2 separate regions of the Homo sapiens genome follow, and region 2 is linked to region 1. The links are chromatin loops, found by intact Hi-C in ENCODE. Cell type or tissue: Caco-2. All regions are shown on one strand.

What was found. Hi-C counts contacts between places; a loop is a spot of excess contacts. Peaks named below come from ENCODE experiments on the same cell type or tissue, not always from the same donor. Only the 100,000 strongest peaks of a DNase experiment are listed, where the experiment ranks them.
Region 2: it touches region 1 in a loop (9-fold over the local background); 7 of 110 quality-filtered maps call a loop at or near these places.

The regions. Positions count from the first base shown.
Region 1 is chr5:41,181,501-41,184,000 of GRCh38, reverse strand. C6 (complement C6) reads left to right here. Exons shown (of 18, transcript NM_000065.5): 7 at 2,442-2,500. Among named protein-coding and RNA genes, the nearest start is that of C6, 31 kb to the left of the region's middle. In Caco-2, no CTCF peak of the experiment used is centred here; no DNase peak of the experiment used is centred here.
Region 2 is chr5:41,526,214-41,528,713 of GRCh38, reverse strand. No RefSeq gene overlaps it. Among named protein-coding and RNA genes, the nearest start is that of PLCXD3, 17 kb to the right of the region's middle. In Caco-2, no CTCF peak of the experiment used is centred here; DNase peaks (open chromatin) are centred at 1,363 and 1,863.

The DNA.
Region 1 (2,500 bases):
TGCCCCTCCCTCCCTTCCCCCCCTAGTAGACCCCAGTGTCTGTTGTTGCCATCTTTATGTCCATGAGTGCCCGATGTTTAGCTCTCACTTATAAGTGAAAACATGTAGTATTTGTTTTTCTGTTCCTGTGTTAATTTGCTTAGGATAATGGTCTCCAGCTGTATCCATGTTGCTGCAAAGGACATGATTTCATTCTTTTTATGGCTGCTAGTATTCCATGGCACATATGTACCACATTATCTTTATCCAATCCACTGCTGATTGGCACCTAGGTTAATTCTATGCCTTTGCTATTGTGAATAGTACTGCGATAAACATGCAAGTGCATGTGTCTTTTTGGTAGAACAATTTGTTTTCTTTTGGATATGTACCCAGGAATGAGATTGCTGGGTCAAATGGTGGTTCTGTTTTAAGTTCTTTGAGAAATATCCAAACTGCTTTCCACAGTGGCTGAACTAATTTACATTCTCACCAACAGTGTATTAGCATTCCTTTTCTCCACAGCCTTGCCAACATCTGTTGTTTTTTTGACTTTTTAATACTAGTCATCCTGACTTGTGTGAGATGGCATCTCACTGTGGCTTTGATTTGCATTTCTCTGATGATTATTGATGATGAGCATTTTTTCATATATTTGTTGGTCAAAACACAGCCATTATTAAATATCAAATATATTATCTCACAGGTAAACACATTAAAAACAAAGGTTATAATTGCTCAAAATTGATCACTTTTCAATTATTTGGCTACATTTTACCATTATCCATGCTATTGGGGTTATTTACATCTATTGGATCTGTATTATGAAAATACTTTGTAATTTGCCACTGTGCATCTCTTCCCAATATGAATTCAGGGCATCACATAGGTAGCTTGAAATCAGCCATGGTAGGAATATATGCACAATGGAAAAGAAAAATGCTATAGCAAATCAGGGCTTTCTTCCCCTTCCCAGAGAGCTAGTTGTTAAACATTTACTAACAGATCACTGGGTTAACCCACAAAGCTTGATAACACAAGCCTGGATAACAAGTTACATGAGGAAATACAGCCTGAAAATTCTTTTACAGCAGATTAAACTCATTTCCTTATCAATGTAGCTCTAAGACTTGTCCAACCTTATGAAGCTACCTGAGCTAATCTTTAACTCTGCCATAGTGGTATGGCTGAAGTCATAGTGATATGGCTGAAGAAGGTCATAGTGGTATTTCTTCAAACAAAAATTTGGGAATGACTAGAGTCAAGGTCACAAGCTATTGGTTTTCTTTTAACTGATCTCTGTATAACTTCATTCTTTAGGCATGCTTTTAGCAGGCAGCTATGCAAACCTAAGCTATACCTTATTGAAAACAATAGAGGAGGAGAAATTCAGCAGGCATCTCACTTCCCTTCTTTTGTAGTATTGTAGCTTATGAAGATAGATGAAATAATTGGCTGGCTGGTATACAAAGATTAAAGAGACTCATGAAAGGAAGAGAAGGCAACTGGGCAGGGAGTTAGAAGACCTTAGAATAACTACAGGACAGATGATGGAATACAGACACCAGACTCAGCATTTTAATCAAGACAAGTTAGGTTACACTGCAATATCAATACTAAGATGTCAGTGTCTTAAAACAGTGCCACTCATACTGTACGTTCTACTGATAATAGTCACTTAGAAAGCAAGGGACTTAAGGGATCCTGCTTTGACACATCCTGACTGGTGTGATGATGAATTGCAAAAAAAAAAAAAGGGGCGGGGGGAAGTGACATATTGCCCATCAACTCTTAAAGTGACAGATACCATTTATATTTACATTTTATTGGCCAAAAAGAGTAGGGAAATGCATGCTTTTTATGTGCCCAGAAAGAGACTAGAGTAGTTGTAAACAGCGTAATGACTAACACAAAGGTCAATCAAGAGTTGATCAGCACTGGGAGCTTTGGTAGCAGGCAATGGGAACCCAACCTCAGAAACTGTGATCCCGAAGTCAGACTCGTCTCTTGAAAAAGTATAAAACAAGGTGGGACTTGGTTATAAAGAACAAGCCCAGTTGTCAGAACTGAAAAGTATCTTAGTTAGACTGCACACTGCATCAAAATCACAGACATGCTAAAAATAACCTTCATTGTTTATCACCCTGTTAAGTCTCAGCTTAGGTGGCATTTCCTTGAGGGAGGGTTTCCTGATATTGCCTCTCAGGGTCTTATATTTCCTGTGGGATTCCACTGGTCACACAGTACTTACCTCATTAAGTGTTGGTGATTATCTTTCTCTCTAACTAAACTATTAACCCCTCAGTGCAGGAAATAACACTATTCTTTGTTCTCTAGCAAAATGTGTCCTCAATAAATACTGGCTGAGTGCATAAATAAATAAATCATCATTTCATTAGATATCCACAAGTCGCTCCAGTATTTCCTAAATTATATTTTATTTTACATGGATTTTTCTCCAGGTACAAACTGCAGAAGATGACTTGAAAACAGATTTCTACAAGGATTTAACTTCTCTTGG
Region 2 (2,500 bases), 340 kb before region 1:
TTTGTAGTATATTTTGAAATCAGATAGTGTAATGCATTTAGCTTTGTTTTCTTGTTCTTTTGTTTTATTTTGCTCAAGACTGCTTTAACTATTCACTTTTATGATGTTTATTGTCAGATTTTACTTGGCTTGTTTCTTTACTTCATTAGTTAATTGCTGCTACATACAAACCTCAAAACTCAATAACTTAAAACAACTCCTTATTTAATTCACAAATAAATGGATCAGCAATTTGGTCTGAATTCGTTTGTGTGGTTCTTGTTTCTTTTGGGCTCACTCAAGTATTTGTGATTAACTGCTAAGTCTGCAGCTCCAGGATGGCCTTGGTTATGACATTTTATCTCTACTTTATATGGTTTCTCATCCTTCTATTATTGGAAAGAGGTCCTGATCCAGACCTCAAGAGAGGGTCTTGGATCTCATGCAAGAAATAATTCAGGATGAGTCTACAGAGTAAAGTGAAAGCAAGTTTATTAAGAAAGTAAAGAAGCAAAACAATGGCTACTCCATAGGCAGAGCAGTGGCATGGTCTGCTCGACTGAGTATACTTATAGTTACTTCTTGATTATATGCTAAACAAGATGTATTAGTCTGTTTTCATGCTGCTGATAAAGACATACCCGAGACTGGGTAATTTATAAAGAAAAAGAGATTTAAGGGACTCACAGTTCCCTATGGCTGGGGAGGCCTCACAATCACTGCAAAAGGCGAAAGGCATGTCTTGAATGGCAGCAGACAAGAGATAATGGGAACAAAGCAAAAGGAGTTTCCATTTATAAAACCATCAGATCTTATGAGACGTATTCACTACCATAAGAACAGTATGGTGTAAACTGCCCTCATGATTCAATTATCTCCCACCTGGTCCCTCCCACAACACATGGGAATTATGGGAGGTTCAATTCAAGATGAGATTTGGGTGGGGACACAGTCAAACCATATCACAAGGGGTGAATAATTCATGAGTTTTCTCAGAAAGGAGTGGGCAGTTCCCAGAACTGAGGGTTCCTCCCTTTTTAGGCCAAATAAAGTAACTTCCTGACATTGCTATGGCATTTGTAAACTGTCATGACACTCGTGGGAGTGTCTTTTAGCATGTGAATGCATTATAGTTAGCATATAATGAGCAGTGAGGACGACCAGAGATCACTTTCATCACCATCTTGGTTTTGGTAGGTTTTGGCTGGCTTCTTTACCGCAAACTGTTTTATCAGCAAGGTCTTTGTGGCCTGTATCTTGAGCCAACCTCTATCTCATCCTGTGACTAAGAATGCCTAACTTCCTGGGAATGCAGCCAAGCAGGTCTCAGTCTTATTTTACCCAGCCCCTATTTAAGATGGAATCACTCTGGTTTGAGTGCCTCTGACACGTCAGCAGACTATTTTGGGACTGCTCACATGGTGCCTGGATATGGTTCAGAGACAGAGTTGGGTATGTGAAGAATCTTGTCTGAGAACTGGGGCACGATTACTCCCACTGCATTCTATTGACAAAAGTCACATTCCAGTCCAGATTGAAGAAGTGGACAATTGGCCACCTCTTGATGGATGGTTAAAAAAAAATTGCAAAACGTGTGGATGTGAAAAAGAGTTATATGGTCATTTTTACTATTATCTTTATATAAAGGGGATAATATGGCATGTGCTCTTTTGTGTCTTCTGGCGTTTTTTTCTGCTAACATAAAATTTTTGAGGGTTATCCATATTGTTAAGTCAGAGTGATTTAAAACAACAGAAATGTATTATCTCATGGTTCTAGGGACTGGAAGTCTGAAATCAAGGTGTTGGCAAGGCCATGCTCTCTCCATCGGCTCTAGGAGAGAATACTTCCTGTCCTCTTCTAGCTTTGGTGTGAAGACTAAACTCTGACCTTTTTTTCTTAATCTTATCTTGCTCAAATTCCTTCTTAAGGGGTTTGGTGAGCACGCCCTACAAACCCTAAAGTCTCATCAGAGGAGTTTTATTTAACCCTGTATAACATGTCCTACTTTCGAACCTGACTTTGGCATAACATCACACAACAAATAAGCAACCCCAAATATATTTTATTGTCTTATCTTGAAATTGGCCTGCAAAGTCGTCTCTTGTGGGAAAAACCTACATTCTGTAGAGAATCCCCTTTTCTCTTTTTTTTTTTCACTTTCCAGATCCAGGAGATAATCAGCTAAGAGCCAGGTGCCCTTTTATGTCTGATAAGAAACATTTTATAACCTATTTTCCCTGAAGTCTACTATGTTAAGGCTTCCTCTGCACAATAAAACTTTGACCTCCACAATCCCTTATCCTAACCCAAACATTTCTTTTCTATTGATCTCAGGCCTTTATATAAACTCAACCAATTGTCAAACAAAAAATGTTGAAATTTACCTTAGCCTGAAAGCCACCTCCTCAAGTTGTCTTGCCTTTTTGAACCAAACCAAAGTACATCTTAAATGTATTTGGTTGATGTTTCATGTCTCCCCAAAATGTATAAAACCCGGCTCTTCCCTAACCACTTTGGG